Linked DNA regions of Homo sapiens: regions 1 and 2 are each linked to region 3. The links are chromatin contacts, found by Hi-C or POLR2A ChIA-PET in ENCODE. All regions are on one chromosome and are shown on one strand. The core of a region is the stretch at or near the end of the contact, and the rest is flanking DNA. Distances in the headings are between cores, read along the strand shown.

What was found. A loop is a pair of places that touch in the nucleus more often than their neighbours do. ChIA-PET counts read pairs that join two places held with the same protein, here RNA polymerase II (POLR2A). Pooled maps may share reads with other maps.
Region 1: a pooled map shows a loop between it and region 3 (2.7-fold over the local background). The contact joins the enhancer-like site here to the promoter of POR in region 3. A Hi-C loop is called at or near these places in 1 of 168 maps with a recorded cell type or tissue (naive thymus-derived CD4-positive, alpha-beta T cell) and 9 of 50 pooled maps. POLR2A ChIA-PET finds 5 or more read pairs at or near these places in 2 of 52 experiments (HEK293 and WTC11).
Region 2: a pooled map shows a loop between it and region 3 (2.3-fold over the local background). The contact joins the enhancer-like site here to the promoter of POR in region 3. A Hi-C loop is called at or near these places in 3 of 50 pooled maps. POLR2A ChIA-PET finds 5 or more read pairs at or near these places in 4 of 52 experiments (K562, OCI-LY7 and WTC11).

Annotation. Positions count from the first base shown.
Region 1 is chr7:75,532,580-75,537,289 of GRCh38, forward strand. It overlaps HIP1 (huntingtin interacting protein 1), which reads right to left. Exons shown (of 31, transcript NM_005338.7): 31 at 719-4,710. Among named protein-coding and RNA genes, the nearest start is that of SPDYE5, 43 kb to the left of the region's middle. RefSeq lists an enhancer at 2,632-2,881. Within about 2 kb of position 2,557, at least 2 of the 41 ENCODE cell types and tissues checked have a DNase peak (open chromatin) inside an H3K27ac peak, as active enhancers do.
Region 2 is chr7:75,594,634-75,598,919 of GRCh38, forward strand. All of the region lies in intron 2 of HIP1 (huntingtin interacting protein 1), which reads right to left. Among named protein-coding and RNA genes, the nearest start is that of SPDYE5, 100 kb to the left of the region's middle. RefSeq lists enhancers at 298-1,245, 2,160-2,299. Within about 2 kb of position 2,303, at least 3 of the 41 ENCODE cell types and tissues checked have a DNase peak (open chromatin) inside an H3K27ac peak, as active enhancers do.
Region 3 is chr7:75,912,713-75,917,380 of GRCh38, forward strand. It overlaps POR (cytochrome p450 oxidoreductase), which reads left to right and starts at 2,443. Exons shown (of 16, transcript NM_001395413.1): 1 at 2,443-2,467. MIR4651 (microRNA 4651) reads left to right here and starts at 2,485; the gene lies at 2,485-2,557. LOC124901680 (a long non-coding RNA gene) reads left to right here. Exons shown (of 2, transcript XR_007060393.1): 1 at 1-27; 2 at 1,584-1,782. RefSeq lists an enhancer at 1,851-1,900 and a silencer at 2,161-2,650.

The DNA.
Region 1 (4,710 bases), core at 1,307-3,806, 380 kb before region 3:
CGCATCGGTCTCCCAAACTGCTGGGATTACAGGTGTGAGCCACAGTCCTTGGCCCACTTCGGGACTTTCTATTTGATCATTCCCATGGACAGGAGAGCGTACAGGGAGGATGGAACATGTTTAAGAAGTGCAAACAAATGTCTTTTTTTTTTTTTCAAGAGACAGGGTCTTGCTCTGTTGCCCAGGGTGGAGTGCAATGGCGTGATCACTGCAGCCTCAACCTCCTGGGCTGAACTGAGCCTCCTGACTCAGCCTCCCAAGTAGCTGGGACTACAGGCATATGCTACCATTCCCAGTTAATTTTGTTGTAGACGGGGTCTTGCTGTGTTGCCCAGGTTGCTCTCAAACTCCTGCACTCAAGTGATCCTCCCACTGCAGCCTCCCAAATTGCTGGGATTACAGGCATGAGCCACCATGCCCAATATCAAACTAATATTTCTTTTTTTTTTTTCCTTTTTGTGGAGAACAGCTTCTCACTATATTTTCCAGGCAGGTCTCTTAACTCCTGGGCTCAAGCTATCCTCCTGCCTCTGCCTCCCTAAGAGCTGGGATTACTGGTGTGAGCCACCACACCCGGCTCAAAACTAATATTTCTAAGATATATTCCCAGAGGTGTGGGGCTAAGTGGATTCCATGAACCCCAGGATACAAATGCAGGCTTCTCACTGGAGCCTATACCTCAGAGCCACGCTGGCTGGTCAATCACCACCACGCTCCATTGCCAGGCGGAAATATTTATTTGAAAAATTGAAAACACAGATGCAATGTATTATACAAAGAAAGGTCTTAATACCATAATAAAAGTATTGTTGGAGGGAAACAGAAGCCAGTGGCCACCTGCCCTGGGAAGGTAGGCACTCAGTGAAAAATGAAATTCATTTCAAGGAACTACCCTAATGGAAACCCAGGGGAAAGGTTAAAAACAGAAGAAAAACAAACCCAACCCTATCCCTGCAAACTGAAATGTGAAAGAGTCTGTTATAAGTTTGAGACAACTGCATTATCACCAAGATGTAACCGAACCCCCTCGGTTTGTCCCTATGAGTGGTAATCAGTTTCATTTAGGGCCTTCAAACCTGAGGTAGTTGAGGGTCACCTGAAAGACATGTCTGGAAAAATCTACTCTCAGAATCGAACCCAACAGCATTGAATTGTTTCCTGTTGCTTTGGCTCCTGACAACACCACGGTGTGGTGCTGATCTTGTATTTGGTCTGGACCTGGGAGAGGAAGGAATTTGGCAGCAAACAGCTGGCTGGTTTGCTGCGCCGATGGCTGGCAGGTCCGTGGTGGTGGTTTTCTATGCTACAGGTGGTGCAGTCTCTGGAGGACAAGGATGGCAGAGAGAGGGCAAAGCCAGTTTGCTTGGAAAGCCAATGTTGGAACTGGAGGCTTTCCCTGGCAGGATTTCCAGAGATTTGGAAAGGTGGTAGAAGGTAGCAAGATGCTGACCGGTTATTAAAGACCAGGGTCAAATGGAGCCAGGAGACCCCTCTAGACTAAGGAGCTAAGAGGGAACTTCCAGCTGCAAGCTGAGAACTAGCTCCTGCACAGGGTCGAGGGGCCAAAGCCAACTAATCTGACCGGAGCGACATGTACCTGTGATTCCCGTGTTACCTGGTGGCATAAACCTTGGTGTCTGACTTGGTAGCTGGGACAGTTCCAAGAAAAGTTGCTCTAGACAGTGGTTCTTCCAGCCACTGGGTTAGAGGGACCCGTATTCTGGTGGGATTTTAGGGGTACTGCTATGGACGGCTGCATCAGCAGACAATCTAAACTAGTCTCATTTAAACTCCTTGCTCAGATATAAAATAACCCTGCCAAGATGGCTCTTCTCTTCTATTTCTTTCTCTCTCTCTCTCTTTTTTTTTTTTGAGATGGAGTCTCACTCTGTGACCCAGGCTGGAGTGCAGTGGTGCGATCTTGGCTCACTACAACCTCTGTCCCCCGGGTTCAAGTGATTCTCCTGCCTCAGCCTCCCCAGTAGCTGGGATTATAGGCGCCTGCCACCATGCCCGGCTAATTTTTGTATTTTTAGTAGAGACGGGGTTTCACCATGTTGGCCAGGCTAGTCTTGAACTCCTGACCTCAGGTGATCCACCCGCCCCTGCCTCCCAAAGTGCTGGGATTAAACGTGTGAGACACCATGTCTGGCCTCTTTCTCTTATGTAAACAAACATCTTTTCTCTAGAGGTCTCAGGGCACTGTCTTACAAACTTAAGTAACAGATGCAGCTGTTTTTTAACTTCTTGTCGATCCTAAGCCATGATTTTGTTGCTGTCCCATCTTGTCATGACCCATTTACGCTCACCCGAGACTTGTCACTAGTGATGCTCAGTGACTCATTTAGAAGGCTTGCAGGTTCATTTTTAGCTTTAAGATGTGATTCCCGTTTTAATCCAAGGTGTGTCATTAAATAGCTCTTCATCTTCATTTTTAGAAGAGTCACAATAGGACAATTTGATTTTGTCTAGAGAATGGGGTAGCCATTCTAATCTGAGCTATTACGAAAGTAATTATGTGACATCTGACAGCTACTTCCTCATGTGACACTGAATTAGCCTCTGCTTCTGTTTAAGTGCTTTCTTAACCGTTATGACTCAGGCTAAGTCGATGAAGTTTTTAAACATTTCTGTGGCTTCTTTTTAGAGACAGGATCATTCAGATAATTTTTTGTTTGTTTTTAAAGAGATGGAGTCTCGCTCTGTCACTCAGGCTGGAGTGCAGTGGGAAATCATGGCTCATTGCAGCCTCAAACTCCTGGGCTGGGCTCTGACACAGAATCTTTTTTTTTTTGAGACAGGGTCTCACTCTGTCACCCAGGCCGGAGTGCACTGGCACAATCAGGGCTGACTGCAGCCTCGACTTCCCAAGCTCAAGCAATTCTCCCACCTTAGCTCCCCAACTAGCTGAGACTACAGGCATGCACCATCATGCCCGGCTAATTTTGTTTTTGAATTTTAGTAGAGATGAGGTCTTGCTATGATGCCCAGCCTGGTCTCAAACTCCTGAGCTCAAGCAATCATCCCGTCTTGGCCTCCCAAAGTTCTGGGATTACAGGCATGCGCCACTGTGCCCGGCTGGGCAGAGAATCTTAATTTGATCCATTACACTAGACTGTTTGCCCCATTTGTAATTTTTTTTTTTTTTTGAGACGGAGTTTTGCTCTTGTTGCCCAGGCTGGAGTACAATGGCGTGATCTCAGCTCACTGCAACCTCTGCCTCTGGGGTTCAGGTGATTCTCCTGTCTCAGCCTCCTGAGTAGCTGGGATTACGGGCACCCGTCACTACGCTCGGCTAATTTTTGGTATTTTTAGTAGAGATGGGGGTTTCACCATGTTGGACAGGCTGGTCTTGAACTCCTGACCTCAGGTGATCCTACCACCTCAGCCTCTCAAAGTGCTGGGATTACAGGCGTGAGCCACTGTGCCCGGCCACCCCTTGGTAATTGGGAACATATGAGTTAGAATGGCTGAGATCTAGAAGTGAGGACTAGCCACTTTTGGAAATGTTGACCCGCATCAAGAACACACCGATTGGTTTAGTTGCCACAACTGGGACAGGGAAGCCACGCACCATTCCTTCTGAGCCTTGAATCAAAAAAATACTAAGCAGAAAGCAGCATTCAACATTAAGACTGCCCAATTTCTAGTGCTGATACTTCCTTAGCCCAGTATGGAGGTCACACGTCTGAGTATGGTCATCCGAGGTCCTGGGAGAGAGTTTTTTGAATGTCCCACTTAGAAAATGCACAGAGAGGGAGTTGGGGAGGGGGGTGGGCTAGGGAGATGGGGGTTGGTTCACAGTGATCAAACAGAAGTCTCACAACCCGTCATGTAGCAAAACCTAGCAATATTCTGTTGGAGCAGATCCTGGGAAGTGCTTGATGGCTACCACCAATGAGTTGCTATAGATAAAGAAGGAAGACGCTGTTTTTCCAAGATCAGAAGGTCACTTAAATGCTGGGGTCCATCTAGAAGAGGAAAAGTGCTGTTGGGCTGCCCATCCCTGGCAAGCTGTTCATGTGCCCTCTGTCCTCATCCTGTCCACAGGGCAGCGAGAGCCTGGGGCATGTGGCTGAAAGGAGTTGGAGCCGCTGGCTCTGTCCTTTCTCATTTTCTCTGACCCAAGAGCTCCAAATGATCTCCTTGCTTTGGGATCCAAGTCAGTAACAGTCCAGCACCTTGGCCTTTCTTCTGATTCTTGAAGGCTGATGTAGCCGGGCAGAAAGATGAGCCTTGCTAGAGTCACACCTGAAGTTCTGATTGCTCCAAGCATCTCTTTGTAGGCTGTTGCTGCTTAAGGGAGGTTAGTAATAAATACTAAGGGTAGCAAACCAAGTATAGGGTTCTTCCCTGATGGGAGCAATTGCATCTGATCTTCCGGGTTTGTCAATTGCGTAGAAGGTGGAACGATCTTCCTATTCAAGAGGATGCCAAGGCAGACGTCTGCAGAAAGGAGTTGGGAATCACTCCCACACTCCGTCTCTGGGCCAAGGGAGACGGCCCGCTTGACAGAGACCATTCACGGACAGTTCATTCCGGCAGGGAAGTAGTGTTGTTGATCTCACCAGCTCCATTCAAGCATGTGATCAAGTTTTTGAGCCTCGTCACGGGAACTGGGCTGTGTGAACCCTCTTGTCCCTCTTTCTGTTGTCTTCTCCCTTGTAAAGGCGGACAGAGGCTTTCCGCCGGGATTCAGCTTTAGGAGGG
Region 2 (4,286 bases), core at 1,053-3,552, 320 kb before region 3:
CATGGTGGTGCATGCCTGTAATCCCACCTACTCGGGAGGCTGAGGCAGGAGAATCACTTGAACCTGGGAGATGGAGGTTGCAGTGAGCCAAGATTGCACCACTGCACTCCAGCCTGGGCGACAGAGCGAGACTCCATCTCAAAAATAAACAAATGTCCCTCTGGCCTCACATGATTTTAAGTTCGGCTATTCCAGATCTCTGTCATTAGTGAGCTCTTTTTGGAGTGAGGAGAGAATTTCCACTTTTGTAATTGTGTGCTTCAACAAGATTCACAGACCCAGTAACTGGGCACTGTCAGTTGTTAGGACAACTCTGTGCCCGGAACTTTAGGCTTTACTCAGCAAGGCTAGGTCGCAAGTGCACTGTCATTTAGGGCAGAAGGACTCATCTCAGGTAGGAAACTAAATGACTCACCCAGAGCACATGTTATTTTGCTTCTGAACTGGAAGATACCATAAAGCTCCTTTCCTCGATGACATCTTCATTTAGAGAGGGGTGGGCTTAAACAGATGTTTGGGTCTGGAAGCTAAAATCAGCTTTTGGTGTAGGAGTCCTTTCTTTCTTTCTTTCTTTCTTTCTTTCTTTCTTTCTTTCTTTCTTTCTTTCTTTCTTTCTTTCTTCCTTCCTTCCTTCCTTCCTTCCTTCCTTCCTTTCTTTCTTTCTCTCTCTCCCTTCCTTCCTTCCCTCCCTCTCTCTCTCGTTCGTTCTTTCTTTCTATTTTTTTTTTAGACAGGGTCTCGCTCTGTTGCCCAGGCTGGAGTGCAGTGGCACAATCTTGGCTCACTGCAACCTCCACCTCCCAGGTTCAAGTGATTCTCGTGCCTCAGCCTCCCAAGTAGCTGGGATCACAGGCACCCGCCACCATGCCCGGCTAATTTTTGTTTTTTTTAGTAGAGACGGGGTTTCACCATGATGCTCAGGCTGGTCTCGAACTCCTGGCCTCAAGAGATCCACCCACCTTGGCCTCCCAAAGTTCTGGGATTACAGGTGTGAGCCACTGTGCCTGGCCTTGGTGTAGGAGCGATTTCTGAAATAATTCAGAAATAATGCCTTTCTGGCATTCTTTCACATATAAGCATTTTTATGCCCCAAGTATGTGTCAAAGCCTGTAAAATCCATTCAGGGAGAAAAAAAAGAAAATAAGAAAAATAAGACTCAGTCCCCAGCCCTCCAGGAGTGAATACCAAGGTGGCGGGCCAACCTGTTCACCATTTAGGCATCTGTGATAAATGTGTAAGCAGCATTTCTGAAGTCAGACTTCCTAATGCTTATTCAGTTTGTATCTAAGGCAGCTGATAAAAGACCTGATAATAGATAAATGCGCTGGGCATGGTGGCTCACGCCTGTAATTGCAGCACTTTGGGAGGCCCAGCGGGAGGACTGCTTGAGCCTAGCTAGGAGTTCAAGACCAGCCTGGGCCACAGTGAGACCCCATCTCTATAAAAAATTAGCCAGGCATGATGGCATGTGCCTATAGTCCCAGCTACTCAGGAGGCTGAGGTGGGAGGATCACTTGAGCCTAAAAGTTGGAGGCTGCAGTGAGCCTCCAACTGATTGTGTCACTGCACTCCAGCCTGGGTGACAGTGCATGACCCTGCCTCAAAAAAAAAAAAAAAAAAAAAAGCTTTGGGATATCTTTAATTAGGCATTTCAAACCCTACTGTATGGAGTTGATTTTTCAACATTTATTCACCATTTAGAAATTATGAATCAGAGACTCATAGAATGTTAGGGCTGGACTGTTAAATCTTTGAAATCTTTTTCTTTTTGAAACAGAGTTTTGCTCTTGTTGCCCAGGCTGGAGTACAGTGGTACGATCTCGGCTCACTGCAACCTCTGCCTCCCAGGTTCAAGTGATTCTCCTGCCACAGCCTCCCAAGTAGCTGGGATTACAGGTACCTGCCACCACACCTGGCTAATTTTTGTTTTTTCAGTAGGACGGGGTTTTACCATGTTGGCCAGGCTGGTCTCGAACTCCTGACCTCAGGTCATCCATCCGCCTCCACCTTCCAAAGTGCTGGGATTATAGGCATGAGCCACCACACCTGGCCTGAAATCTTCTTTGTCCAACCTTTGATTGAACAGAAAGTGACCTAAGACTCATGGAGGCCCCACTCAAGGTCCCAGAGTGAGCCCGAGAGTTCCAGTGGCAGAATGTCAGAATCTCCTTGCAGGGCCCCTTCCCTCCTCCCAGGGAGCCTCCCGGCAGCATGTGACCTGACCCTGCCGCTGCAGGCCTGGCCTCTCTGCACCCATGTCTTGTCCTGAACAGCACACTGCCTGATGATAACTGTCTCTCCCTTACTCATATCTTTTATCAGATTGATCACAAATTATTCGTAGGTAAGGGTCAGGGCTGAGTCATTTCCTCTGAGAAAATCCACTGGGCCGTTTAAAATAAAGGCTTTTCTTGGTTTGCTTTGAATCATCGCAAGGGTACCAAACGTGATGCAGGAAACCAAGGGGCCTGTGTCTTTCTGGGGAAAAAAAGAGCAAGATCTAGCTAGGCTCGCACAGGGCTGGACTTCTGGGTTACCCCAGAGAGGTTCTGCAGCCGCCATCCTAATTCCAGCCAAAGCATCTTCCCACTAAAGGCAAGCTGCTTTCCCTCTAGCAAACAGCAGTTCATATATCACACTAAGCAATGCTGGGCTTCTCTGGCTATCTAACCTGGAGGGTCGCCTCTAGGGGTTGAGGCTAGAAGGCTTCGGGACAAGCTGCTCTGGCTTGCCTGGCTGTGACACAGTAACCAAGAGCCCAGGTGAGGAGAAGCTTCCCACTGCAGACAGAAGTCCAGCCTCTGAGGCTGGGTGCGGCCTCCGAAGTTGGGCGCGGTGGCTCATGCCTGTAATTCCAGCACTTTGGGAGGCCAAGGCAGGAGGATTGCTTGAGCTCAGGAGTTTGAAACCAGCCTGAGCAACATGGCAAAACCCCGTCTCTACTAAAAATACAAAAATTAGCTAGGGGTAGTGATACACACCTGTGGTCCCAGCTACTTGGGAGGTTGAGGCAGGTGGATCTCTTGAGCCTGGAAGGCGGAGGTTGCGGTGAGCTGAGATCATGCCACTGCACTCCAGCCTAGGCGACAGAGCAAGACTCTGTCTCAAAAAAAAAAAAAAAAAAGTCCCAACTCTGCTTGCCCGGAACTCCACCTTGCTCTGGCCCAGCACACAGAGAGTTAAAAGCTTAGCCACCCCCCTGGCAGACTCTCTCCTTCAGCCTTTGGGGATTAAGCGCTCCAGTTCCTGGATTCTGCAACTCAAAGGCAGATTCCTAGGGATTCATCAGCCAGCATGGTCCTGCACCTCTCTACAAAGCCACAGGCTGCTCCTGGGTGTGGTGGGCTTACAGAGGGCTTTCAAGTCACCCATTCCCTAATCCACTTCAAGGCTCTTGTCTTCTTCCCCCTGGCATAGGTTGAACCTGTTCACGAAGGTAGAGAGCCCCTGCCTCAGTTTAAGGCCAACCAACCTCTGAAGCTAAGACTTTCTTTTTTTCGGCCAGGCATGGTGGCTCATGCCTGTGATCTCAGCACTTTAGGAGGCTGAGGCCAGGCGTTCAAGGCCAGCCTGGCCAACATGGCAAAACCCCGGTCCTACTAAAATTACAAAAATTAGCCGGGTGTGGTGGCACACGCCTGTCATCCCAGCTACTTGGGAAGCTGAGGCACAAGAATCGCTTGAATCCAGGAGGCAGAGGTTACAGTGAGCCGAGAACATGCCACTGCCCTCCAGCCTGGGCAACAGAGTGGGACTCTGTCTCAAAAAAGAAAAAAAAAAAAAACTCTCTTTTTCTTTTTTTTTTGCTTTCATGCTCAGAAAAGGAGATAACTATTGATTATGCAACCCCCAGGGGAGTGGTCCCTGTGTTCCTGTAAAGGCAAAGAAAGGACCTGGAGGGCTTTGAATATAGGTGAAGATCCCTCCTGACCCCCAGGAGGTCTCTCAAAGGAAAGTAACTTTCAAGTGACTATGAGGTTCTACAAAGCTTGAGTCGGCCAGGTGCAGTGGCTCTCCCCTGTAATTCCAGCACTTTGGGGTTACAGAGGAGGGAGGATTGCTTGAGGCCAGCTTGGGCAATGAGCAATACCCCATCTCTAAAAATCATAAAATAAATTAGCCAGGCATAGTGGTGCACACCTGTAGTCCCAGCTACTCGGGAGGCTGAGACGAGAGGATTGCGTGAACCCAGGAGTTTGAGGCTGCAGTGAGCTATGATCACGCCATTGCACTCCAGCCTGGGCAACACGGCAAGACCCCTTTTGGAAAAAGAAAAAAAGGAGTGC
Region 3 (4,668 bases), core at 1,193-3,692:
TTGGTTCAATGGGAAAAGGCCAAAGAGGTAAAATGCCTGTTTCCTGATGTTTCCTTAGTGATGCTATATTATTAGCAGACAGAGAAGACTCAGTGTTTTAGGAGTTCTGGTTTCAAAAAAAGCAGGGGGCATGGAGTCAAAGTCCAAATTTGAAGCCTCACTGGGACATCCTGGGGAGATGTCCAACAGGGTGTTGAAAAGATGGCACAGAGTATCAGATATCTGGGTGAATTTCTCCACAGCTCTCTCTCTGGGTGAGTGTGGAGTTCAGTCCCTTCTTTGGACAGGTATTGTGCCCCACCCTGAGGGCTACTGCATTCATCCAACCTGTTGGAGGGACTGGTTCCTGGACATAGGAAACCTGGCACCTGGGCCATGGTAATAATCTCTTTATATAGGATTTTGCTATTTTCACAATATTTTAAAGATGAAGAGTGGATGGGAATGGTGGCTCACATCTGTAATTCCTGCACTTTGGGAGGCCGAGGCAAGGGATCCCTTGAGGCCAGGAGTTCAAGACCAGGTTGGGCAACATAGCGAGACTCTGTCTCTACAAAAAATTTAAAAATTAGGCTAGGTGCAGTGCTCACACCTGTAATCTCAGCACTTTGGGAGGCCAAGGTGGGAGGACTGCTTGAGGTCTGGAGTTTGAGACCAGCCTGGGAAACATGGCAAAACACCATCTCTACAAAAAAATTTCAATCAACTTTCTTTAAAATGAAAAATAAAAATACAAAAATTAGCCAGTTGTGGTGGCGCATGCCTGTAATTCCAGCTACTAGGGAGGCTGAGGCAGGAGGATCACCTGAGCCCAGGAGGTCGAGGCTGCATCCCAGCCTCAGCGACAAAGGGAGACCCTGTTTCAAAAAATAAGTAACATATATGTTATTATATAATATATATTATTTATATAATATATAAATATAACAAATATAACATTTATATAATATATAAATGTTATATTTATGTATTATTTTATAAATTAACTTTTTTTTTTTTGTGAGACGGAGTGTCACTCTGTCGGCCACACTGGAGTGCAGTGGTGTGAACTGGGCTCACTGCAACCTCTGCCTCCGGGGTTCAAGTGGGTCTCCTGCCTCAGTCTCCCCAGTAGGTGGGATTACAGGCACCCGCCACCATGCCCAGCTAATTTTTGTATTTTTAGTAGAGACGGGGTTTTGCCATGTTGGTCAGGCTGGTCTCGAACTCCTGACCTCAGGTGATCCGCCCACCTCAGCCTACCAAAGTTCTGGGATTACAGGCGTGAGCCACCGTGCCTGGGCTATTTTTAAAAGATGGAGAAGGGGCTCTGAGAGAAGTGAGTTGCACAGTGTTGCAAAAGGAATTCACAGCACAGCTAGTAATAATAGTAGTAGTAGTAATAATAACAATGGCGATGAGAACACTTAGTAATGCCGTGCTCTAAATCCTTTAGGAACAAAGGTTATACCACTTAATCTTCATGACCCTGTAAAGTAGAAACCATAGCAGGAGGCAGAGGTGGGCTTCACTCCCCAACCAAGGCTGCCAGACTTTTCAAACCCCAGAAGCTCTCTGTATCCCCCCACTCCTCTTCCATCCAGGGCTTGCCTCCTGCTTGGTCACTTCCCACCCCCAACAGGCCGGCCTTCAAAAGCGAGCTCTAGGCAGCGTGTGGGACCTCACGCCTGTAATCGCAGCGCTTTGAGAGGCCGAGGAGGGAGGATCACTTGAGACCAGTTCGAGACCAACCTGGGCATCATAGCGAGACCGCATCTCTGCAAATAAAATAAAATAAAATTAGCTAGGTGTGGTGGCGCGCCTGTAGTCCCAGCTACTGGGAGGCTGAAGTGGGAGAATCGCCTGAGCACAGGAGTTGAAGGCTGCAGTGAGCTGTGACTGCACCACTGCAATCCAGCCTGGGCGACAGAACGAGACCCTGTCTCTAAAAACAAACGCGCGCCCTCCGCCGTCAGGCTGGATGGAGGGAACCCAGGGAGACGACTTGGGCCTGAAGCCTCGCCAATTTCAGGTGAGGAAACAGGGCCGTGGAGGAGACAATGTGGCGATCACAAGCAAGCGGCGGCCCGAAGGAGGAGGCTAGACCGGCGGGCGCACAGCCACAGTTCTGCAGTGATCCCCGGGAAGGTGGGCAGCCGGCCCGGTGACCTGCAGGGTCCGAGCTGTAGAAGCCGCAGCCGCCGTCTCCAGGCGACTCCGCCACCCCCGGAACCACGCACTTTCATTTCTCTGCCGGGCGACCCAGCCGAGCCGCGAGGGGGCGTGGCCGGGCCGGGCCGTACCAAGAGCGCAAATTTGCAGGGGGAAGCGCGGGGCTCCGGGAATGCACGCGCGGCTCGAGTGGGCGGGGCGGCGGCCCAATGGCCACGCCCCCACCCCCGCGGCCGGCGAAGGCGGTGGTAGCGCCTCAGTGGTGTGGGCCTGAGCCCTGCCCAGGTGCCCGCAGAGAGCAGCCGGGCTGCCAGCGGTGAGTGCTATCTTTCGCGGCGACGGCGGGGTGGGTGAGGTCGGGCCCCAAGACTCGGGGTTTGCCGGGCGCCTCAGTTCACCGCGGCCGCCTGGCTCTCTGCGTCGGGGTGGGCCCTCGGGCCTGGGCACTGCGCGTCTGGCCCGACGCTCGGGCGGAAGGCATGGCTCCCACCCCGGCCCTCCTCCGCGTCGCCCTTCCCCTAGAGCTGATCTCCCGCGGCGGCCTGAGGGTCGACTTTTCCACAGCTTGGGCCGAGAGAGCCCGGCAGGCCCTCGGCTGAGGGTTAGGGCTCGGTATCTCAGGGCTCGGGGTCCAGTCCCCGCGCCGCCGCCCCCCACGGGCTAAGCCACTTTAACTCTCCGAGCCTCAGTTTCCCCATCTGTACGATGAATGGGCCTCGGGAGGCAGCGAATTCTGGGGGTACCTAACGTGAGAGGCGCTCGATGCATGCTCATGGGACCCGAATCTAACCCTGCAGCATCAGGTGGGCTGAGTCGATGGATCACGGGAGCCCCCCAGCCCGGCCTGCATCCCTGAGGGCAGTGCCCCTCGCAGTCAGGTGTCTCGGCGGCCCCCACAACACAGGTACCCGGATCTCCTGGGGGAGCCGGGACACCCTTAGATCGGGGGAGCAATTGGGTAAGAGTTCAAGGTCTCTTGGGCGCCAGGGGGAGGAGAGTAGAGGTTTCAGTGAGCTTGATTGACTTCGACTTTCTGCGTATTGTTTTTCAAAACGAGTTACCCTTGTGTAAACTGGTGACCACTAATAAGGAGTTTGGGGCTGTTTCAATGAAAGTGGCTGTCTCCTCTCTTAAACCCTTAAAGCTGCAGCCTTGCCTTGCCTTGCCTCTGAGCTTGGCCAAGCTGGAGAATGATGCCAGCACAAAAGGAGACAGGACTGGACTGGGTGGCCCTGGTTTGATTCTTGGCAAGCAAGATACCTCCTGGAGCCTCCGTTTTCTGATCAGTGGGTCTGGTAGTAAGACAGCCACCCTGCTCTCCCCACAGGGTTGAGATTCTGAGGATCAAGACAGGGTCCCAGAGAGTGGCATCGAGAACTTTAATCCTCCTTGTAAGCAGAACGTTTATGGAACCCTCTGGGGGATCCAGTATCCCCACCGTTGTTCACTGCTGTAATTCCTTGGGTCTTGCTTTATGGAGAAGGCATTGATTCATTAACCATTTGCAAGTTCTACCTACGGAAATCCCTTTTGAGTGGTTATGGGGTTGGCTTGGTCAGGAGAACAGCTCCAAAGGCCCAGTTAGTAAACCAGGGAACCCAGAAAGGTCCACTTCCTTTTTTTTGGGAGGAGGGCTGTTTTAGGAGTTCTTATTTTCCTTTTAAGAGAGTGGTTTTTGAGCTACTTATGACCTTCATGCCATCTAATGTTGGAAACTTTCGCTGAGCAGATAGCTTATTATAAAAAGTATTTGTACAACATCCGCATTTCAGAGAATGGGATGCTAGCTGCCAGTTGCGTGGTGGTGTGGAAACTTAGGAGTGATCTTAATTTTCCAAAATTCTTCAGGTCTAGCACTTGAAGAAATAATAGGTAGATTTGAAATGAAACAACCCAGGGATATTCCTGAAAACAGCAGCATTGACCGCAGCCAATGTAAATCAGGTGTGGATCGTCCTGGGTAGTAGGAGTTTATAAATGCCACAGAGGATGTTTGCTGCCAGACATACCTGAATTTTAGGACCTGCTGTTGGTTAACTCTGGGTTGATCCACCCTTAACCCCTTGAAAATCAGAATCTGTGTTAGGTAAGTCTGTGTATGATTAGGAGACAGGCCAATTGAAATCAAAACTGCTTGGCAAATCCAGAACATTTACTCGTGAAGTCCATGGAACATTTCAAGTTAAAAATAATTTAGCTTTTAAGTAACTTTTTTTTTTTTGTGAGACAGGTCTCACTCTGTCGTGCAGGCTGGAGTGCAGTGGCGCAATCATAGCTCACTGCAGCCTCAACCTCCAGGATTCAAGCAATCCTCCCTCCTCAGCCTCCCAAGTAGTTGGGAGTACAGGCACGCACCACCACACCCAGCTAATTTTTTAAATGTTTTTTAGAGATTTGGTTTGCCATGTTGCCCAGGCTGGTCTCGAATTCTGGGGTTCAAGTGGTCCTCCTGCTTTGACCTCCTAAAGTGCTGAGATTACAGGTGTGAGCCACCGTTCCTGGCTTTCTTATTTCTTC